Regions from separate parts of the Mus musculus genome. Here regions 2 and 3 are each linked to region 1. A link is a loop called in an ENCODE intact Hi-C map of the cell type or tissue named here. Cell type or tissue: left cerebral cortex. All regions are shown on one strand.

Evidence for each region. Hi-C counts contacts between places; a loop is a spot of excess contacts. Peaks named below come from ENCODE experiments on the same cell type or tissue, not always from the same donor. Only the 100,000 strongest peaks of a DNase experiment are listed, where the experiment ranks them.
Region 2: it touches region 1 in a loop (8-fold over the local background); 11 of 42 quality-filtered maps call a loop at or near these places.
Region 3: a loop joins it to region 1, with 6 times the contacts of the local background. A loop is called at or near these places in 7 of 42 quality-filtered maps.

The regions. Positions count from the first base shown.
Region 1 is chr9:122,416,411-122,424,410 of GRCm38, reverse strand. No RefSeq gene overlaps it. Among named protein-coding and RNA genes, the nearest start is that of Gm35454, 18 kb to the left of the region's middle. In left cerebral cortex, CTCF peaks have their summits at 1,057 (motif pointing right), 3,120 (motif pointing left) and 5,742 (motif pointing left); DNase peaks (open chromatin) are centred at 3,102, 3,427, 4,103, 4,162 and 3 more places; H3K27ac peaks cover 664 bases.
Region 2 is chr9:122,725,664-122,733,663 of GRCm38, reverse strand. No RefSeq gene overlaps it. Among named protein-coding and RNA genes, the nearest start is that of Gm51699, 9.4 kb to the left of the region's middle. In left cerebral cortex, a CTCF peak has its summit at 3,914 (motif pointing right); a DNase peak (open chromatin) is centred at 3,930.
Region 3 is chr9:122,565,226-122,573,225 of GRCm38, reverse strand. It overlaps 9530059O14Rik (RIKEN cDNA 9530059O14 gene), which reads right to left and starts at 725. Exons shown (of 2, transcript NR_015610.2): 1 at 462-725. In left cerebral cortex, CTCF peaks have their summits at 865 and 3,977; DNase peaks (open chromatin) are centred at 1,403, 1,590, 4,054, 4,461 and 2 more places; H3K4me3 peaks cover 3,314 bases; H3K27ac peaks cover 2,913 bases.

The sequences.
Region 1 (8,000 bases):
CCTGTCACCATTTTTGTTTTGTTATTATATTTTGGGATAAGGTCTCATGTAGACCAGGGTGGTCTCTAACTTGCTATGTAGCCCAGGATGGCCTTGAACTCCTATTCCTCCTGCGTCTGTCCCCCAAGAGCTGGGATTACAGGTACAGTGCATGCCCCTACAGCCAGCTTATGTTGCACAAGGGGTGGAACCCAGGGCTCACACACACAACTCTCCCAACTAAGCCACATCCCCTAGCCTACCTTATGAGGCTTTAACAAATACTCCACAGAAGAAACTCATCCCCCAAATAAAGAGCTTCAATACAGAAGAGTGACTTAAACCACCCAGCTTCCCTCTCCTGCAGCCCTTTGTGGTAATGAAGCTCATCAGATAAAAGTGCTGCTGCCCTCGATGAAGCCAATTGTTCTCAAAAGTCGAAACCCTAAGTATGAAAACCCATGTGCTTGCACAACTGTCAGACCTAGAATCTGCATCCCCAGAGCCCATGTACATGCTGGCTGGATGTGGTAGCCCATCTGTAATTCCAGCCTCTGAAGGTGGAGGCAGGGGATTCCCCCAGAGCAAGCTGTCTATGCAGACCAGCTATGTCAACAAAGCCCTGGGTTTGACTGAGAGACCCCGCCTCAAAGAATCAGAAGGGAGACATGTATTGACGATTCCTGACATCAGCCCGGGATCCCACATGCACATGCGTACACATACATGCACATGTGTGCAGATACATGTGCACAGGTGGAAAGGCATATACATACACATCACACACACAAAAAGGAGGGTTCCTCTCAAAGTGTGGACATTAAAAGGCGCTACTGGAATCTTGTCCTTACTGCTTAACACATGAGCAGACCCAGCAGGTCATATTACCTAAATCCCAGTTTTCTTTTAGTCAATGGCCTTCAGACAACAGACCTTAAGAAAAGTCAGAGAGCTGTGTACCTACGATGGGAACACTTTTCTGCTTGTATATTACACTTTATTTAAATGTTTCATTTTTAGTTTTCATTACATGTATATGTATGAACAGGTACACAAGGATGCAGTGCCTGAGGAGGCCAGAAGAGGGCGTTGGATTCCGGAGAGCTGGAGTTGCAGGCAGGTGTAGACTGCTCATCTTGGGCACTGGAACCCCACTTGGGTCCTCTGCAGGAGTCAACTCCCCGGCTCTGATATTAAGCTTTAGCAAGCTCATTCTTGAGACTGGGGTGTGACTCGCCTACTTGCCTGGCATATACAGAGCCCGAGTGTCATTTCTCTAGAAATGAAAAATTAAGATACTAAGTCTGTTTTCCTTTCACCTGCCATCCACACAGTTAACCCTCCTTCAGATCTGCCCGTGCCTCAGTGTGCTGCAAGAGTCAAATGGGCCGATTGCCTTGAGAACAATCTCTAAGCCACCGCCGCCGAGAGTCAGGAGAGGACAGCCATCACCATGGAACCGTCAGCCGCATCCACCCACCCACACCATCCGAACTGGGGCTGGCAAAGGCAGTGTGACAACATCCCGAGAAGATTCTGGAAGAAGGTGTTTCCACTCCACACCAGCTGGGCCACTGAGACGATTATCCTCGTCCCAAGTCTATCTACTTACAAGGTAGGCACAATGACCTTCACTCCACCTGGTAAATGCCCACAAGATGCTAACTGAGCCTTCTGTCATAAACGCCAGATCTGTGAATACCGCCCCCAGCCCTGCATCTAGCCGATCCCAAGGCCTGTGCTCCGAGGGGCTGGGCTGGAGTCTGCTTGCCCACACTGGCGATTGTGTCCTGAAGCTGAGCAAGAAGTGGGGGAAAGCAGCAAGTGAGGGTCCTTCTGGGGCTCCAGTCTCTCCTTGTCTAGAGTCACAGACCCCCCTCTTTCTTCATTAAGGTGCTTTTCTTCCCAAAACCCCCAATGTGAAATCAAAAGCAACAGGTTCAAGAGAGCAGGTGCTAGAGTGAGGACAGAGGCAAGAGGCTGGTCCATGCTGGGAGCATCTTTTCCAGCTCTGGGTGGGGTGGGGATGTCGTGATACTGCCAGAGTCACAGAGACAGAGCTCAGTGTCCAGGATTTGTCTTTCTCAGTGTGAGTGAAGAGAGGCCGTGTGAGGAAACCAGGCTCAATCGCTTTTCCTCTCCCACCACCCAGTCCAGGTAACAGCAGAGTGCTTCACACAGCCTCAGAGAATGCATCATGCTTCCCTGAATGGCCACCCCAGCCAGCTCCTTTTCCTCTACCTGGATTCAGAAACAGGAGCTGCACCAACCTGGTGACGTGACGTCCGGGTGGGAAGGCGTGGGAGATAGAGCTCACAGTTTTCCCGGTCCTGATATATAGGCCACCCCACACCCCCACCCCATTCCCTGGTGACTCACTCCACCTCTCTGTTGCAGTCTGATGAACAACTTGAGCCATTAAGGAATGGAACAAATTACTAAATGGGAGACACAAAAGAAACCCAGGATAAATTATAAACGATGCTCTCTCTCTCTCTCTCTCCTCTCTCACTAAATCGTATCTTTACCTACTGAACTTGAAAAAGCAATAGACTACCATGGCAGAAGTACAGGGGTTTAAGAGGCCCTTTTCTGAGAACCCCAGGGAAGCCAGGGCACAGGAGCTAGGCTGCTTTCAGCAAGGTCTTGGAACTAATTCAGTGGCTTGAAGGTGGGTGCTGCAAAACATGCCTGACACCTGAAGGCTGAGTAGAACCTGCATTCAGATGCCACCTCTGTGAAGCACGACGGTGCATGTTATCTCTGTAGCTTGTAGCTACAGGTTAGTAGTTGCCGTGGTTATAGGCAGCAACACATAGCTGTGGAGTGTGTTGCCTTGGTGAGCCAGGTCACCTCTGTGGAACACATTACCTACCACTGAGCCACATCTATGTAGCTGTGACATTAGCCATCACACAGCCAAGGACACTAGGACCCTTGTTCCCCAGGCTAGAAGGAGACCTTGCCCTGATCTTGGCATTGATGGCTTCGTGCATGTATCTAAAACCTTGACCAATGGAAGGAGAAAGAAACATGGACCTTAGCTCAATGTTTGGAAGCTCTGACAGGGTGGGGAGCCAGGGAGCCTTGTCAGCATTAAGGAAATGGACGCAAGAAGAGGTCGCCCCCTGCTGGTCACAGCTGGGAAAGGCATATCAATAATCCTATTCCCGGCAGGGAGGGAGAGGGATTGCAGTGGTTATTGGGCAGGGCAGGCATCTGCTTGCTGCTTTGAGAGTCACCCGGCTGAGTCTGTGTGATCCTGCGTAATTCTTAAGCTACGGGTCAGGAAGTTTCAGACAAACAGCAGTGTTATTCTGGAACTGGGGGTGGGGAGGGGAGGAGGAAGGGAAGGATTTCCTAAGCAAAGTTTACAAATTGTGCAAATGTTCAGAAGTAGTGTCACCAATATCTTCCCTGCCTCCAAGGCACCAGCTGTGAGCCAAGACGAGAGCAGGGAGTGGAGAGGGGGAGGTGAGGGGCAGACTCTTACGTTATAGCAGCAAGTGACACTCCCAACAGAGTGGCCCTATGTGGGTGGGACCCATAGCCTCTACACCAAGCAAGGACCTTAATCTCATTTGACAGACGAGGAAATAGAGTCTCAGGGAGTGATCTGTCAAAGCAGGTTCTGAGTCAGGATTTTAACCATAGTCTAAGCACTATGCTTTATTCACATCACCTAGCTATCTCTGAGTCTGCGCCCATTGTATGTGAGGGGTGGGGGTCCTGGTGGCTCACTTGAAGCCAAAGTAGGCTTTCGTGATGCCCCCACAGTCTTGCTACACTGCCTTGGCTCCTCTGACGTTCAAATGGGGAGCAAGGTCAGATTTTTCCACATTCTCAGTATTCCGGCTCATCTTGTGCATTTGTATTCTGGGATTTGATCTCTCCTCACCCCTGCCTCTTGCTTAACTGTTCCCTAGATGAAATTTTAGTCTTAGCCAAAAGGGCACAGCTCCTAGTGAAGCCAGAAGTCAGAGCCTCCTCCCTTGCAGCCTCAGTGAGTTCCTTCACAGCCTTCACAGACAGCTTGCTGCCAACACCACCCTGGCCTGTCAGCAGAGCTCACTGGGACTCCACAAGCCACCCAAAGTGACACTGATCTTCACAGCTTTTCTGCATGCTCCCTTGTTCCCTTCCCTGCATGCATTAGAAAGTTAACAGGAGAACAAGAAGACTTAAGAAACCCCCCAGCCATCGTAATTAACATGCAGAATGCTTTTCTGGCAGTGCACAGGCTGTGGTAAATCGGGAAACTTCTTAGCACAACATATATTTAATCTGTGGCACTTGCTTTCACATGAAAGTCAATCAGATATTTTAAGGGAGCTAACGAGGACTCTCAGATTGAGCTACTAACAAACACAGGTGCAACAAACTCACCTGGATCTATTTTTCTAGGATTTTTAAAAAAAGATATGTCTCGCCCATGCCAAGCTGGTCTTGAACTCATGAAGTCAAGGATGACCTCGCATTTCCAATTCTGCATCCACCTCTGTCCCGGACACTGGGATTTCAGGTGTTCGCCACAACACCCAGGTTTCTGCAGCGCTGCAGGTGGAACCTAGGGCTTCGTGAACTCTAGCAACTGAACTACATCCCAGCCTTCCTGGAAATGTGTGCTAGGCACCAGGGAAGTGACCACTGTCTAGTAATGGAGTTTGCATGAGAATTTCCCAGTTTACTGTGGAACTCACATTCTGTAGGGGGAGAGGGAGTAGGCAAAGAAAAAAACAGGGAAACTAAGTAACAAAATTCCAGTTGTGTGAAGTGATAGGGAAGAAGGTTCGGGAAGTCGTTTGTGAGGAGTGACTGTTGAGGTAAGAATTGAAGCTTGAGGCAACAGAGGTGAGAGGGCCTGGGCACGCCCAGACAGGTGGACAGGAAGTGAGGTGAGAGGGACTGCCCAGACAGGTGGGCAGGAAGCCTCCAGCAGCATGTGTTGCTGAAGGGAACTTTCCAACAGATTATATTTCTATAATGAAAGGTTCCATTAGTTACAGGCCTGGGAGGGAAGGTTTGGTTGGTTGCTGGGGTGAGAAAAATAGCTCACTACAGGGGAAAAAAAAAAGCAAGCTGCACCTCACATCACAGATAAGTGGAAAGATCCAAGACCTCACAGCATGAAGGGCAACAGAAATCAGGAGCTAATCAGAAAAAAAGAGGGGGGACCCTAAGAGGATCATCACATAATCTGAACGCCACGAATCACAATCTCAGATAAAAGTCGCATAGATTGTCCTACATTGAAATGAGGGATTTTGGCCAAAATAAGGCTGTTGAGAAATAGAGCCATTTTGTGTGTTGTGTGAGCTCAGAGAGACTACTTTACATTGTGTCAAGCAAGAGATTACGGTGTAGAATAAAGGCAGATGGCAGGAACCAGGACAAATCCAGCTGGTTGTTTGTCTTTATAAATAAAATTGTATTGGCTCACAATTGCATTAATTCATGTCTGTGTTACCTCTGCAAAGCTACAGGGCTGTAATAAAGAACCACAAAGCCTACAATATTTACTATGTAGCCTTTTATGGGGGAAAAAAACATTGTATCATTCCTCCAAATAGATACTAGAGAGTAATGAGTAGGTGATACTCCATAAAAATCGTCAGTAAGGAGCTGAGGAGATGGCTCAGTTGTTAAGAGCACTTGTTACTCTTCTAAAGGACCAGAATTCAGTTCCCAGCACCCACACAGTAGCTCACAACCATCTCTAACTCCAGTTTCAGGTGATCTGACGCCCTCTGCTGGCCCCTGTGAGTACCAGGCATGCATATGGAGCATGTGCATATACATAAGCAAAACACTCAGACACATAAAATAAATATATGTAAAACAAATTTTGATTGCCAGCTATATCCTAGCAGTGTGGGACAAGGGCAACTTGACGTTGCTGACAATGAACTCAAGTCCCCCAGAAGTTGGCTGTGTGCTCCTCACCCCAGGCAACTGGTCAGTGAAGTCAGACCCAGCAGGCTTTCGAACTTGCTCCACTCTGCCTGAAGATTAGAAGCTCATACATACTCGTTCCGTCTTCCTTCCCTTGAGCCAGCACTGCAGCTGGGGAATGGGACAACACCTAAGCCTTGTCTGTTTTGAAAGAAGATGGTGCTAATGCCTGGGAAATCGTAGAGTGGAGAGGGGAGACAGAACATGGCTGTCATCTAACTTGGTCCCAAAGCCACCCAACCTTTGGGCTCCCAATTGACTCATTTGAGGCAGCTTATTTTTTTGTGGATAAGTCGAGGCAGTGGGAAGGCATGGGGGCAAACAAGCAGCTTTGGGGCAGAGGTGGTGTAAGAGGAAAGGACAGAGTAGCCTCTTGTCCATTTCTCAGTGGACAAGAAAACACAGGTGGAAATGAAACAGGTTATAAACCTCATTGTGGCGCCTCTGCAGAGATCCACTCCCCCATTCTCCACCCACTAGATCCTTAGCCTGTTCCACAGCCTTCCAAGATACCATCAGTTGGTGATTAAATGTCCAAACAGGCGAGCCTGTGAGGAGCGTTCCACACTCAAACCACAGCAAGGGATGAAGGCATCTGCACCCGGATGAAAGGCGGAGGGTGACAAGCACGTAGGAGAAGAGCTTTACCCTCCTATCCCAGACACATGCATACTCACACGTACACCTGCTAGCCTGGGGAGGAAAGAGGTGGGAAGGAAGCAGCAGAGGTTTATGCAAACCCCTGCAGTGAGGACTCAGAGACATCCCAGCATGCTCTGCCTCATGGGATAGAGCTCTGGCTTGAAGCAGGTCCCTAGAAGCTGGAGCTGAGGTGGAAACATTCCTATGGAGGAATGTTTCCGTGTGTGTACTCTGTAAGCACCTCCCTACCACCTATAAAAATATAAGGGTAAGAAAGTCTGAAAAGATGAACCCTGAAGGCAGCGAGAAAGAAGAGTCAAGGGACAGTGTGGTCCCCACTGGAGCATCCAGGCCTTTCAAAGCTGCTGCTGTAGGGAGGGGCCACACAGTTGCTCCCTGTAAAGCAGGAGAATGGTCTTTATATACCACCCAAACCAGCCGTTGGCCATGGGCAACCCTAGGGAACAAGACTGACTTGCTTTTTTTCAAATCCCCCGGAAAGTTGGCATCTCCCATTGACCAGAACAGTTGTTGGCAGGGCAAGATACATATAGAGGCCCAGAGAAAGGGCATGGGGCAGGGGGCGGGGGGGGGCAATGTATCCTGTGCCCTTTGCCCCCTCTACTAAGGCAACTGGCAGGATGCCAGCAAACCCATCAGAAGGCTAGTATGGAGAGAGACAATAGGAACCAGATGCCCTACTAAGCACCACTGAGACCTGGACCCTGAACATGCTCTTCCCCACAGACATGGGGAAAGAATAAAACCTAGAGCTAACTGGAATTGAGCTTTCCACCATCCAGCAGAGTGGGACTCCAGGACAGAAACTAGGTGCAGAAAGGAAAGGTCCCATAGCCCCATCCCACTAGCTTGCCGCCACTGCACAAGCTCCCACCCAAGACATAAAAGAATGCCATTAACAGGACAGACTGTTAACAAGTTCATTAATCATGGTCCTTTTCACACTTCCACAATCCTGGTGCTTTAAAGGGAGGCCTCCCCCACTTAATTACAGTGTTTAGCAATTAACAGTTCATCAGCTACCACAGCCCGTCCCTGGCTTTCAATAAAAGACAAAGGGCTTGAATTCTGCAAGAGTTCCCTGCAGGGGTCTTGGGCAGAGAGCCTCTCTTGGTGTGAACAAGATAATCATATTTGGTGTCAGCAGAGCAGTTAGGCCAAGGCAGCACTCTTGCTTCCTGCAGGCAGGGGTGCTCCTCCCCTCTCTGACAACACAGAATCGGATCTGAAGGTTTGTTGTGCATCAGCCCATGCTCTGCCTGCTGCTGGATGGCCAGGTCCATTTGTGGGTGCTGCTAATGGCTCAGATCCAACCTCAAGGTGATAAAAACCATTTGTCCATGATTTCCAGGTTTTAATCAGGGCAGCTGGGTAACTGTATAAAATGCCTCACACCTTCAGCTTTC
Region 2 (8,000 bases), 310 kb before region 1:
TATCGCTCTAGGGGTTGTTGTAGACGCCCCAAGGGTCCCTGAAAGGGGAAGGCCATCGCTATAGTAGTTTGTTGCAGAATTTTCCCTGCTCAACTACATTAGCGTAGAGAAGGTCTGCGATTGGACAGGGAAAAGGGGCGGAGCTAAGAGGGGGTGGGGCGGGGTGTGGGGGAGCCTCTCGGAGGGTAGAGGGAAGAACCATGGCTGTGGTTCTCCTGTGACTTAGTGGCTGGTGACACTCAGTGCTGTGTGCGTTAATGCATAATTTCCATGTTACCTTTTCCTTTAAAACTTAAAAGTAACCTGAGTCCAGTGGGCGAGCACAGTGGTCATGTGACCAGGCGAGCATATAGGTCATGTGACCAGGTGAACTGCCCGCCTCTTACCTGTTACTCAAACTCAAGACTTTCAAAATTCACCAAGTCGCTTTGCACGATGGGTTGATGCGAATAAGTTACCCTCACAGCCATAAAAATGAGACTTAGATGTTTTGAAAAATACAGAAACCTTCCGTAAATTGAAGCTGTTGGAATATCGTTGCAAGCACGACCTCTTGACAAGCAAAGCAGCAATTTCTTACCACAATGGGCTTGACCGGAGTAAGAGGCAGAACACAGGCAAGAAGTTATGGCAGTGAGGTAAAGAAGGTTTGCAAAATTGATTTTCGGTGAATCTACCTGGTGCTGACGGAGTATTTTCATCGTTAACGCACCAACTAGACGAAGCAAACAGCAGCATTTTGCGTTTAAACATTGACTGCTGACTCTGGTTCTGCTTTGACCTTCCCAAACAACCGTTGATTTAAAATCCTAGCAGCTCCACGTGCAGGTTAGTAACCCGCTGAAGTTTGAGCTGATGGGTCATGAGGAGGTGACAGCACAGCCCTTTGCTTCAGAGAACTAGGTCTTTATTGAGCTGGAGTCACCTACTGCCTTAGTTTGCTTTATCTTGCTTTGATAAGGGACGGAAAAGCAACTTGGGGTGGTGGTGGCGGGGGCCGAGTTTATTTGGCTTCCAGCTTCCAGTTCATCATGAGGTGAAGTCAGGGCAGGAAGCCAAAGGCAGGAATTGAGCAGAAACCACGGAGGAAGACTAGCTTGCTTCTTATGGCTGTCACCAGGTACCATCTGCCCAGGGGTAGCTCTGTTCCCCGTGGGCTGGGCTCTCCCACATCAATCTTTAATTAAGAAAATGTCCTACAAATTTGCATTTTGGGGACTCTAGCTGGTGTCAAGTTGACAAAAAAAAAAAAAAAAAAAAAAACTAACCAAGATACCTACCTAACCATTATGAAACCAGTGCAAATTTCTGCATGGAGAATTTGCTTGGAGTGTTCAGCCAGACCTCTTGAGCCAGCTGGCACAAATGTCATCTCTGTGGGCTGCAGCAACCTTGTCTCCATTGCCTTCTGCAAACGCAGAGACGTCAGGTCTCTGTGGCCGAGAAGTATGGTTTCTAACTGCACCTGGCTTTCTGTAATGTGGAAGTACTGCTGCCAGCCTTCCCATCTTCTCCTTTACAGTGGGTTAATTACACACTTTTTCTGAGGCTAGTCATAACAGCTGGAACGAGACGGATCCCAGAGCTTAGCGTCTTCTTTCTTCTAGGAATCTGATGGACATGTTTTCTTTAATATTTGCACGTTTGGCTGAAATATCTTCTCAGTTAATACTCACACAGGTTGGAACCATCCAGAATCTCTCTTTTCCCCTTCTTGCATCCTTCTGAAAATAGTGTTTTTCTGAAACAATGTCATCAACATACATACATTTGCAAATGAATAGTTTACTGCAGTTCTCAAAATGAGATGTTAGTGGACCATTGTCACACATACAAGAGAAACCAATTTTTCATCCATTGCTTTAAACAATTTTTTCTTTCTTTAAATGTGTGTGTGTATGTATACATCTACATACATAATACACACACACACACACACACACACACACGTATGTATATATCCACATGTGAACATGCAGGTACCCACTGCTTGATTATGGGCTGAGGACGGTCTTGGGTGTGAGTCTTCATTTTTTGCTTGAGACAGATTCTCTTTTGTTGTTCTATATAGGTCAGGCTAGCTGGCCTATGAGCTTCTGGGAATTGTCTCTCACACTAGGAGCACACTGAGATGATAAGTACTGTATGTATCAAGCTTTTGTGTGGGCCTGGGACTTGAACTTAGGTCCTCATGCTTGCACAGCAAGTACTTTTACTCACCGAGCCTTCTCCAAAGACTTATATTTATTTCTGACTTCTTTACCCCATAGGAATACTAAAGTCAAGATTCCTAGAGATTTGTCTACCAAGGAGTGGGCTTAAAATCTTTAGTTATTTGTTATCTTGCTCATTTCTCTTTTGTTTGGTTTGAGAGTGTCCCTATGTGTGTAGCTCAGCTGGCTGCTGCATTTTGCTATATCACCCAAGCTGGCCGTCTTCACCCTCCCAAGTGTTGGGATCATAGGTGTGAATGGCATACCTTGCTTTATAACCCCTGATCAACCTCTCAAGTGCTGTGATGAGAAGCATGAATGGCCACACTTGACTTCTTATTTTACAGCTTAATAATTACAACCTTTATTAACTTTTAGAGTCATAGCCTATCCTGTTTAGTATCTTGGCTCTTTCTTTCTGACCTTATTGAGGTTGTAGTTAATGCTGTTGGCTGCCTGCTTATTACACTTTAATACCTTGATTGTTCCCAAATTGTAGTTTTTAATACTGCAGCCATTTCCTCCCTTCTAAGTGGTAGTAAGGATCATAAACCCAAGGGAAGCCTCCCAAAGGACCTCATAAAGTAAACAGCAGGGAAGAGAGTGAGGAGACCCCTGAAACACAGATCCATCTCCAAACAATGCATAACTGCAATACACAAACACAAGAAATATGAAAATGCAGGCAGTGCGACTCATCCAAAGCACATGGCTTCTCAGTGAGATGCCGAAATCCCAAAAAAGTGTTACTTTATTCAAATAAATAAGCAGGCGAGAAGTCGACATGAAACCTGAATAAGAAAGCCAGCAATGTGGCTAAGAAATTCAGCAGAGTAATCGAGACTAGGAGTGAAAACTCAGAAATACTGGAAATGAAAACTCAGCAAAGCATACTTCAATGCGCGCACATATGTGCATCTACACACAATCGTTGGCTCTTGTTATGTTGATCCACCAACTGGGGACCAAGCATTCAAACATATGAGCCTATGGGACCCACAAAACACAGTGGGGAGGCTCTGTCTGCAGCAGTCTATAGGAGCTCGGCACTGTCACAGGGAAGAGACTCTGTGGACACGTAGGCCATCTGAGTGTGGGGTAGCTGGGAGGATGCGAGGGGGAAGCTTGAGGGTTTGGCTTCATTCTCTTCCCAGCATTGCCTTGGGAAAGACTGCTGTTCCCTGGTGGCATGAAGAACATTCATGCTCTTTAGAAGCCCAGGTAACTCAGGGATACAGACAGACAGACCAAAGGAACCCTGCTGGCATTAGGTGTTGAAGAAAGACAGGCATTTTGCCCCTCCTGCTCTGTACAAGGAGTAGGAACAGTATACACTTCTCCAGGTTGTGACCAGGAATGTAAGGAGGGTCCTGTGGTGGAGACAGAAGGCAGTTATGGTGGAGGCTGCAGTGGAGACATAGAAGGCAGTTATGGTGGAGGCTGCAGTGGAGACATAGAAGGCAGTTATGGTGGAGGCTGCAGTGGAGACATAGACGGCAGTTATGGTGGAGGCTGTGATTCACCAGGATGGAGATGAGATACCTGCTGCTCACTCTCCTCAGGCCCAACATCTAGACGTGGAGAGTGCCTTTTCATGAGACCCGAAATGAGACAGCACAAGTCCCCTGAATGAGTTAACGAGAGGACCCAGAATCCTCAAGCCTTCCTTCTGTGTTGTGAGTTTTCCTTTGTAGCCACTAGATGGCAGTGTGCCAAAGGCTATTCCTTATGCCAAAGGCTGTTAACAGTCATGGACTGCTCCTAAATTTTACCTTGTTCTAAGACGTAAAATTATGCCCAGGATTTCTATGTATGAGCTGGGAACCTGCCCCATACGCTCTCAACATGCACACGCGTTGCCACAGCACAACCAGAAGCCGAATGCGCCTAGATCTGGTTAAATGGCACTTCTTGTCCTACTTGGCTTTGCTCCCTTCGGCCATTTTACAATTGTAGAGCATCAGGCAGCAGGGTGACTGTGTCCTTGGCTTGCTTTATAGCCATGGTCAAGAGTTTCATACTAAAGTTCCCAATGCCCACAGATCCCCCAGCATCTAAATCATGAGGAACTCTGCTGTGAAGTTCACAAGTGTGTGCCGAGTGTGTTGAGGGGCTAAGAATTTAGGCCCCTTCACATCAGGGCCATCTCTCTGTTGTCTTACAGAGATCCTGCTTGGGTACTCCTCACTGTCAGGAGTGGTGTTCAGACACCTCCTAAGATGTAGCTAAACGATAAAAACACAGTTTGCTTCACCAGGAGCTGGCCTGTTTGATGCCCTATATGAACAGAGCCCATGCTTAGCTACAGTTACCTTCCTGTTTCTGTTACCATGGCAAACCCTCAAGTAGGAAACTCTAGAAATGAACAATTCACAAATTTTAAATAACTCTGATTGCAGACTGTGGTAATTATCGTGTTTTATAACTAATAGTTATGGTTAATCTCTTACCATGACTAATTTGGAAATTAAGCTGTATCATAGGTGTGTAGGTGTGGGGGAAACCCAGAGTATTCAGGATATGGTACTATTGAGGCTTTCAGATATCTGCCAGGCATATTGGAAGACCCCCCCCCCACACACACACACATTAATAATGCTGGCTGTTGTTCTACGATGAGACCAGAAGCAATTTCATAAGTTTCTCTTTAATCAGTGGCACAGCGCTGATGGCTGTCACCATTATCAGCACGGATGTAGATTTGTTTTGTGACATCCTTTCTAGTGGTTAGACACCAACTTGAAGCTCTCAGAAAGCCTCATATAAAGTCATACATAATTCACACACTAAATGGTGGATCTGGAACTCTGCCTCTTGTCTTCCTGGCTGGAATTTAAAACATAAAAGGATCATTTAGTGCTTGGGCCCTCTTCCTTCTGGAATGTGCTTGACAGAATTCCGGTAAGTGTGAACCATTCCACTAAATCTTTGTTCAAGACTCAAAGACTCACTTTCAGACCAGTGGCAAAGAGCTTTTGAGTGGGAACTATCTCAATTCTAACTAATATGTCAAATTCTGATTTTAAGGTGCCCAATAGATTGAACTCAAATAATCAGATTCCTGTTTGCAATGAACTTTTCTTTGAAACACACCAACAGGCATCATTACAACTTATGTTCTGCACCTACCAGAATATGCCATCCTGTCTGGAAAGGGCATAAATGTCAAAGAGCTTTCCAGAACTGTATGCAGTCTGTCCTCCTTCTCTTCTTTCTGTCTCTCCTCTGAGTTTCCTCCTTCCTCTCTCTCCTTCCACAGCTGACCGAATGCAGGGCTTCATACGTGCCAGGCCTGGTACTATTGAGCTCTGCCTCAACCCCTCTTGACAATACAGACTTGTCATTTTAAAACATTTTTTTATTTAATTAATTACTATTTTTAGTTCTCCGAGACAGAGTTTCTCTGTATATCCCTGGCTGTCCTGGGACTACTAACTCTGTAGACCAGGCTGGCCTTGAACCCAGAGATCTGCCTGCCTCTGCCTCCTGAGTGCAAGCAGGTGTGCCATCCTTGCCCAGCTACACTTTTTTTTTTTTTAAGAAGGGTCTCATGTAGCCCAGGATGGACTTTCACTCACTATGTAGCCCAGGATGACCCTGACCTCCTGACGCTCCTGCTCCACTCCCAAGTGCTGGGGTTGCAGGTGTGTATCACCACTCCAGGTGTATGTGGTGCTCAGGATGCAACCAGGACTTCTTCACACACGCTAGGCAAGCACCGAGTTTCATCCTCGGCATCTACTTGTACACATGTTTATTTGGGATTTCGGTGAAGCAAGCTCCACCACTGGGCCTTCCACTAAGCAAGGTCTAGCCTTTGACACTGCGCCTGTGTCTGCCTGCACCTCAACACTGTCCTCTCCCAGCAGTCAGCCCAGAGTCTCCTTATAGGCTCTGAGCCACGCCTCACTCTGCCTCTCCAACCCCCATCCTTAAGACCCAGTCCTTGTCCACTCCAGCTGTTTTACAGCATTTGCTATGGCCTTAGGTGTGAGTTCTTCATTGGGCCTTCGGTTGGGCTCCCTTTTAATGGATGGCTCCTCCACTGTAACTTCATTCTTTCCCCTCCATTCAGAGCTTCTTAAAAAGTCACCTATAACTGTGGGCACAGCTGTTCCTGGCACTTCCTTCTGAAGGGCACACTGTTAAGAATAACACAATTGTTTCTCTCTAGGGCTGGCATTAGGGACATGCTGGCCTCATAAACAAGTTGGCTTCATGAAACGTTAATAAATCATTTACTTTCTGGAAGAGTTTATGTAAAGCTAATGTATGTTTTTTCTTGTTGTTAAAAGTTTAATAAAACACATTAACAAAGCTATCTGGGACTTGAATTTACTTGGAAGGAGCACCTTGGAAAGTCTCTTTAAGGTTTAGCTATTCTAGTTCCGGAATTACATTCTCTTGCATAAGTGCTAATAAGCTGTAATGAATGATTTAGTGCCATGAATAAAGTCCTTCTAATCTTCTTTTATCACTTCACAGCCCTCCGTTCCTAGTATTGGTCATTTGCATTACCTTTTATTAGCATAACTAGTTTTTTTAAAAAATTATTTTTGTTGGTCTGCTGCTAGAATTAAGAAGGAATTTGACTTTCTTTAGACCTTAATTTTTTCTTTTTGTATTTTCTCTATTTTTTAAAGAGTTTTTTTTTTATTATTTGTATGAATGTTTTGTCTGCATGTATGTAATAGACCCTGTATGTTCCTGGTGTCTACAGAGACCAGAAGAAGGAAGGCATTGGATCCCAGGAACTGGATTTATAGATTATTGTGAGCTGCTGTGTAGGTGCTGGGAATTGAACCCTGGTCTTCTGTAAGAATAGTAAGTGTTCTTCACCACTGAGCCACCTCTCCAACTGCCCCTCCTGCCCCATTTTCTCTATTTTCAAACCATCTATTAATTTATTCTATTTCATTAACTTACTCTCTTTGGGTTTACTTTGTTTTGTTTCTAGCTTATAAACAAAACCTCAGATAATTGATTTAAGGTCACCACCCTCCCCGCTTCTGCCTCTTCAAACTGTTGGCGTCATCAGGGCCAGGGTAGAGTAGTTCCCTACATAAGAGAGGCTTGAGGTTCAGCCCCTGGTGCCTCAGAACCAGTGTATCAGAGTAGACGTTAATAAAAACAAGTCGAGAGCCATTCCCAGCGCCCATGTTGAATGGGCTCACAACTGCCTGTAACTCCAGTTCCAGTGGCCCCAATGCCCTTTTGAGGCCTTCCCAGGTATTTACACTCATGTGCACATATCCATACTCATTCGTGCACACACGCATACAAAAAAAAATTAAAGATACGATTAGGCAAATCTTAGAGAAAAGAAGCTTGAATTGATGAGAAAAACCTGACTGAACTTTGAACTCTTTCCTCCATTCATTATTCATCCTGGCACCTGGTCAGTGAAGGATGCTGTGGCAGAAACATGAATGGAGATCTCCCCTCCCCTTGCTCATTGCTGCTTTGCCTGCTGGCAGGTGCTAAGGACATTGCCAGGGGAAGGTGGGAAATGGACTTAGATCTATTTGGAAATAACTTTGTATAGGTCTGCCTACTGTTAAAGGCTAATCATTCAAAGAACAGCTTTAGATTACCATTGAAATGGTAACTTCTCATGTGCGAAGTCATGAGAAAATAGTCACTTACAAGATGCCTCCTTTGACCGACGATAGTGTGAGGAGAGACTTATGTCCCGGAAGAAAAGCTATAGGAATTTCTCCAGAGCGGACCCCACAGATTTTTTTCCCCCCATTCTTCCTTGCAAGCCTGAGTTCACTATCTGGCTGC
Region 3 (8,000 bases), 150 kb before region 1:
AGATCAGAAACGGAGGGGGTTAGCTGGTTAGCAACATCTACAGCCACTGTTTCTTCTCTCCTTGGCATTTCAAGTGGCTTTTGGGGACAGAGTGACGGGACCAACGCAGAGGCTTCGCCCTAGCCCTACCCAGGGCTGATTCTCAAAAGGGCCCCCGCCCCCCACATTCAAACACGCCGGGTGTACCCAGCCTGCGCCAGCTAGCTAGAGCTCCCGGCTCCTATCTGAGTGTCTTTTCAACCTTTGTCAAGTATCTCAAGACAAGAATTCCTCAAATCAAAGCGCTTTCCCAAACCAGGGACTGGGGAAACTCGAAAAAGAGGCCCAGAAGGCGAGTGACTTCGGACTTGTTCTGCAAGCTTGACTTAGTCATTACACCAAACCTCCTGTGCCCTAGAGGATCCCGGGGTTCCCACACAGTAGGAGGGCATCCCATGCCTGCGCTCCCGCTGGGCACTCACCTACTGCTAGAAAAGAAGTCACAATCTGTGGTCCAGACTTCCGCCGCAGAGAAGCCCAGCACGCCCACCCAGAGGGCTAGCGCGCCTCCGCGGGTGGTCGGATCACAGGGTGCCGAGGGTACCCACTGAGGTGGCCGGACATCTGGGTGTCTGAGCGCGCCCTCCGAGGTAGTCTGATCGCTCGCGCCCGGTAGGGCGGTGGGAACCCGGGCAGCTGCTGCGAGGAGCGCTCCCGGGCGGGTCCGCGCCGAGCTCGAGCGAGCGGGCGAGCGGGGCGGGAGGGGCCATTTGTAACCGAGCAGACGCTACCACCGCCCCTTACTCGCGGGGGGCGGGGGCGGGCGGTCAGGTGATGGCGGCCCACCCCGCGCCGCGGAGCCCGGTGGTTCCTGCCCGGGAGGAGCCCCCTGGCGCGCTCTGATTGGAACTCCCGCTGCAGTAGGAGGGGGAGGGGGACACGTGACCGCCCGACTGGGCAGCCGGCGCGCCCCACCCGCTATGGGCACCCCATCTTTCCTCCCGGAAAAGCCGGGGAACACAGGGAAGGCGGGGGAGCACGCAAGGTGCAACCAGCTCCTTTAGCTGCAGTGCCGGGTGATCACCGCAGCTGAACCTGGGAAGGCATTCACACTACCAACCGGCCTTCACAGTCCTCCGCCCTGCCCTTGGCAGTAGAACCCTCCCTCCTCTGCTGCAGCCCCCCCCCCCCCCACACACACACACTGACACTCTGAATAGACCCCACCGGCACTTCATAGTCAAGCGTGACCCCTCCCCTCTCTGTCTCTTTCTGCGCACCGGCGAGAGTGAGTACCCGAGAACAGCTTAAGGCGATGCGATGCATTGCAGACACCGCCCAGTTCCAAGGCTAGAAAACCCCGCAACCCACGACTAGACCACGCCCGGGAATGCCTGATAACTCCAAGGTCTACAAGGTTCTGAACTCGAACAGGCTCCCTCAGGAGAAGGGAACCGCAGTAGAAGGCCCACCCTCCCCAGAGAGGGCAGTGGTCTTCTGAGTGCAAGTCCAGTCCTCAGCCCAGGGGAGCAAAGATCCAATAAAGGTCAAATTAAAACATAAGGTAGTGACGCCGCCAGGGACGTGCCTCATGGTTGTGGGAAGCCGGCAATTAACCACCCACGACCGGGCGTTGCTTTTCTCTCGAATGTGAACGCCCTCGGAGTTGCGCTGTTCCATGCTCGCTCCAGTTCTCTGCAGAGAACGGATTCTGCAGCCTTGCACTCTGCTTCCCCATGACCCCCTCCCTTGGTTGCACCATCCTAGATGGCAGGAATTCAGAGAAAATGCGGTGTCACGTCCGCTGCGACGCCCGTGGACGCGTCTGCGACAACCCCAGCAGCACATGGGGACCGTGAATCTGCTCGCCACTTGGGCCATACTGTGGGCATTCTTATGAGATTATTAGAAGCAAACTGTCTCTCTCTACACTGGCTTCTTTCTAACTTCTGTCCAAGAGAGTTTTGTACTGTATTTGGACGTGGATGCGGTTTTTGGCCAAGGCAGAAACCGCATAGTCCAAAGCACAGATGGGGGAAGAAGGTGGGACTTAATGGTCCCATTGCACTCCAACTTCCCTCTCAACCTCTACCCGCGAAGCAACGCCTCCCTTAACCCAGAGGGTCTTTCCCCAACCCCTTCATGACACTTGTGTGCTTCCCTGGGCACAGGACAAATGTCCAGCAGGTTTGCTTAGTAGGAAGCTTAACTGCATGCAAAGCTTCGGGCACCAACGCTAGACAGAACTTTGGAGGACTCCGAAAAGCTACCATGGGAGAGAGGGGCCTGTCAAATTAAGAAGTATATTATTTTCCAAGCAGATGCCTCGCTGCCCTTCTCAAAACTACACTATATATAAAAGGGGGAAAATAATCCACTACACACACACACACACACACACACACACACACACACACACACACACACCTTTTTAGCAAGGATCTGGGAAGTTGAGAGAATACTGCTCACTTGTGGCATCGCCCGAAGAGATAATTCCTGAGGGTCTGGCGTGTATTCAAAGATATGATATCCGGTAGCCTAGACAGGAAGGAGGTGAATACTCCTTCAGAGTCTCAAGGTTGTGATTTTGAACTTGAAACTGTAGATCCTAATTTTTTTGTTTTTGCCTCCCTCTCCCTTCAATGCTTTATGTTGCATATCTGGGAATGATGGTGGAGTTAAATGCAACACACACACACACACACACACACACACACACACACACACACGTTGGGTCCGGCACAGCTGGAGATGTGTGGTATCAGATCCTGGACTTTCACGTGTCCGACCCTTGAGTACCATTGAGAGAGGCAGCCCAGAGTGGCTGATGCAGAGACTGACACGCCTTGTAGTGTAGGGAGTGTTCGCGACAGTGTCTGAATTGGGGTAGGTCCCTGACTTCGAGCCCTGCTTGTCTACAGGGTCACGCCCTGTTGAGAAAACACACAACAGCCGGGATGAATGGGGATGATATTGAACAGGACAAGTCGCTGCAGAGCATTTGCTTTCAGCGTCCTCCTGCGGCGCGGTCAGAGGTCTGTGGAACTGTGCCTTCGGAGTGACCACACCTCAGGGTTGTGAGAAGCTGCTTAATGGCGACAGGGGTGGGGCATGTTGATAAAGTGCAGAATCTGACCTGATTTTCAATCTAAAAGGGATCTGGAAGTATCGACGGGTCAATCTTGGGAAGCTACGAAGAGGGCGTGGTGGAATGGGACAAATGGCAGGTTTGGGGTCCCAGGGTGAAAAGGATTTCGGAGGCTCCCTGTCTGCAGGCATGTCCTCAAGAGCTGCGCTAAGCGTCATCATCCCCTTCTATAGGCCAGGCACGGTCCCCCTCTCTTTCCTTCCTCCAAGTTCCTGTGGCTAAATCCCTGCACACTGGCCAGCACCAGTAAGATTCTGAGTCGGCAGTCTCCCCTCTGCTCATTACTAGAGCGGACCAAGGCCTGCCTGTCCGGTCCGCTGTGCGCCTGGCAGGCACCACATTGATCCTGTCGTCTCGTTCCCGCCTACCGCAGGGTTGCTGCAACAGTGGGACCGCTACCTTCTCATGCTTTCTGCCGTTCCACCCCACCCCCACCCCTGTTGGCTGTTCACCTCACGCCCGCCCACCATCTTCGTCCCCAGCGCACTCTGCTGCACCCCCACTAGGCGCGCGTGGCTGCCCAGGGCTGGGCGCAGCCGTTGCGGGGAACCCACGACGGCGATCCGCTGCTGCCCCGGCTCGGGGTCCACCAACGTGGAACCTGACTACTCCTCCAAGGTCCCGGGCTCAGTTGTGGGTAGAGTCCCCGCAAACCCCTAATGTGCTCCGTAGGCAGGTCAATGTCCATATGTCTCTGCCCCGTCATCCCTAGTCAGGGGTGTGGGCGAAAGGTTTGGAAGCTCCAGTGTCCCCAACCACCCTTGGACAAAGCCTCCAGCTTTCCGGTTTCCCACTCGGGAGATTCAAGGAGGCCCGGGCAGCGGGGAAAGGACGCGCGTGGAGAGCGCCTCCAGGCGTCGGGCCAGGATGTGGCGCGTCCCAGCCCTCCCCAGCGCGGTTGCTCCCGCGCCTGCACCCGCGCTGCGGTGCTGCAGAGCGCAGGCCGGGCGGCGCCGGTGGCTCCACACCCACGTGCCTGGGTGAGCGCGCCCTCAGCCAGCCGCTGCTCCTCGGCTGGCGCCGGCGGGATCTCCGCAACGCCCCACCCTCTCCGCACTCTCAGCCTCCTTGGCGTCTCCGCCGCAGCTTCCGAGACCCGGCGCCGCCTCTGCGAACCACGCTGCCCAGCACGCTTGCGGCGGTCGCCGGGAGGCCTCACCTCCGCTCTGGGTCCAGCACTCACCTGGTTCCGTGCGTGGCGGGGTTCGGTTACTGCTCCGGGGAGGTTCGTTCGCCGCCCATCACCTCCTGAAAGGTGCACGGGAGGGCGTCCCCGAGGCTCCAGCACCCTCCTCTAAATCCTTCTCCAACTGGCATTCTGCATGGTTCCTTCTTTGACAGGACGGCATGCTTTGCCTTGTCGCATTCTTTCTGGGCTTTGCCTCTCGCTCACATCAACGCCCACCTCTACACACACCTGATCGCAGCGAGGCCAGGCCCTGAATTCTCCTCGCCCACTCCCAAATCCAACACTCCCGCAGTCCCTGACAGCAACGTGAGGGAATGGCACTTAAGAGAGGTAGTGTCCCCAAATTTAAGAAACAATCACCTGTCCCTTGTCTTTGTATGTTTCAAGGCATGTAAGACTACATACAGTCCAGTAGCATTCATACCGTTAGGAAATCAGACCAGAGGATTTTGAGAGAATCGTAGATTCACATGCAGTTCTAAGAAATAACTCACCCCACGCGCTTTTTTTTTTTAATGCTGTTTTCTTTCCGAAACAGGGTCTCATTGCCCAGGTTGACCTCGAATTTAACAGGTAGTCTAGGATGTCCTTGAACTTCTGCCCCTCCCCGCACCGCCCCCCCCCCCGCCCCCGCACCTGCACCTGAGAGCTGGGATTACAGGCTTGCACTACCAGGCCTGTGTGCATGGTGTTGAGGATTGAGCCCAGGGCTTCTTGGTGGTTAGTAAGAACTCTATTAACTGAGTTACAGCCCCTAAGCCCCTAACTAACAATTGTTGAAAGTACAAACAATACCCTATCACTGGATATCAGTTGAGCACTGATGCACCCCGCCCCCCACCTGTAATTACACCTGTACTTCTTTTATTCACACATGCAATTTTGGGTAGATAACACCACTGCTGACACAGCAAAGTCTCTCTTTCTCTCTGACAAGCAACCCCAGAGAACACTCCTCACTCCAAGTTTTGTCATTTTAAGATTGTTGAATAAATGGAATTACATAGTCATGTAGTCTTTTTCTTTGTCCTTTCATTGGAGAAAAGAAAAGAAAAACAACCCAATGTTATTTCCTGGAATTCCATCCTACTTACCACGGTTAATAGTTGGTCAATGGATTGCTTTTATGGCCTGAGGGTCTCCTGGGTCATTCAGGGTCATCCAGGGGTCAGTGTTTAACTGTGACACGGGGAAGCACACCCTTCAAGGGCTGTTTCTCTATTTTGTTTATGGATAATGATTTTATAAACACTGCTCTGCAGGTTTATGTGGGAACATAGCATTTCTTGGGAATAGACACCCAGGAAAGTAATTGCAGGGCTGTGTATTCATATAAGACACTGTGGATGTCTTGTTGAACACCCGCACTGCTCGACATGCACAGTGGTAGTTTGTGGTCCCACTTATCAGCACGTAGTATGGTCAGTATTTGGTGCTTTAGCTGTTCTGACAGATGTAGTAATCGCTCAAGAAAACGCACATTTCCCTGAGTGCTAATGACAGTGAACATGCTTTTTTAAACAACGATTTAGTTTTGCTGTACACTTTTTAAAAAATAAAATATCTGTTCACATCTTTTGCCCACATCCCATTTAGAGTGTCTGGTTTGTCTGTTCATTTGTTTGGTTTCAGCACTTAGGCCTGAACCCAGTGCCTCGGTCATGCCATGCAAGAAGAGTTCTTTGTGCATGAAGAAGAGTCTAGAATAGGTCCTCTGTAAGAAGTTCGCACATGTTTTGCCTGAGTCCCAGGCTTGTCTGTGGAGCCTCTTTTCAGGAATTTGCAGAACAGAAATTTCCAGACTAGATGAGACAGATGCAGTTTACCAATCTTTCATTTTGGTATTAAGCCAGAGAACTCGTCTAACCCTAAGTGTTGACAATTACCCCCAGTTTTAAGAGTATATTTGTTTATTTATTTACGTGTGTGTGTGTGTGTGTGTGTGTGTGTGTGTGTGTGGTTGTTACAGTAACAATGAAACCCAGGTGGTCGATTTATGTGGCTCTGCTTCGTGGTCTGCATCCTGCTCCATCAGCCTGTGTGCCTACCTAACCTTCACCAGTGCTGTGCTGTCTCACAGCTGAGTTGTCAGCCTTTGTACTAGGTTAAGTGTTCTTCTCACTTAATTCTTCTTTTCTTAAGGATTGCTCTAGCCATTCCACATACACTACAGAGAAAGCTTTCTCACACACACACACACACACACACACATACACACACACTAGAATTTTGTTAGAAATTGCATCAACTATAGATTGATTTGGGAGAAAGATTTTTTTTCTCTTTTAACATTGCTTCTTTTTGAGTATAGTGTATCTCTTATTACATATGCCTCCATTTATTTTTAATTTTCATTTTAGGATTGGCTTAGATTTATACCTAAGGATTTTTCTTTTTTTCTTTTTCTACCTTTTCTTTTCTTCTCTTTTCTTTATGGAGGTGTCTGTAAATGTTATCTCATTTAAAATTTTGGTTTCCATATGATCGCTGTTAGATGTATAGAGACACAATTAAAATTTCCATGTTTGGGCTGAAGAAAGGGCTCAGCTGTTAAAAGCACTCTTCCTCATCCAGAGGACTGGAGTTCAGTATAGCACCCACGACCAGCAGCCCAGAAGTACCTGTGACCCCAGCTTCAGGGGATCTCACACGCTCCTCTGACCTTGTTGGTACTGTAAACAGGTGCATAGATCCTCACACAGATACACACTTATAAAATATATATCTTAAAAAACTTACAAATAGAGCTTGATCATTGTGACCATTCAGACCTTACTTATCACATGTAGGATTCTCCTACAGAGGCAATCATGATGTCTCTGAGAACAAGGCACATTAGATTTCTTCCTTTATATCTCCATGTTTTCCCAACTTCTCTTATTTCAGTGGCTGCAAGCTCTTTGTTGGGCAACAATGCTGACATAAACAACCTACCTCATTCCCGATCTTCTGGGGAAAAAATCATTCACCATGAAGAATTCTAGATACAGGGCTTATAGATGTTTTTGACCTTTTCTATTTTACCATAAGGCACATTGTTATTATCTATTGGTTCTCAGATATAGAATCAAAGTAATTCACCTGTGTATATATCCCAATGGGCAAACATAGATTAATGATAATTTACACATATTTAGATTAAATTGTGGATTTTCACATCAAAGTTCATGAAAGATGCTGACAGGAACGTTACTACTTTTTTCTTTGTTTACAGTCTAGTTTTATGATTAGCGCCTCATGAAGTTAATTGGGAAGTATTCTGTTCTTTTATGTTTTATGGAGCACATTATGTAAACATATTGTTAATTCTTTACATTTTGGTAGAATTCTCTTCTAAAATCATTTGGCCGTGGACATTTTTTAAATGGCTGCAAATTTAATTTCCCTTAATGTTTATAAGGAGTAGATGATACAGTTAGTGTTGGCTGAGTGTTAGTTTTTAGTTTGAGGAAAATTAAATTACTTTCTAAATTTTAAACTTTCTTCTGGTGCTGGAGAGATGGCTCAGTAGTTAAGAACACTTGTTGCTCTTTCAGAGGACCAGGGTTCAGTTTCCAGCATCCATGTGAAGGCTGGCAACCTCCTGCAACTTCAGTTCTAGGACATCCAATGCTCTGGCCTCCTTGGGCACTTGGACTCTCATGGACATACCCAATCACAGACATATAATTTAAAATAATAAAA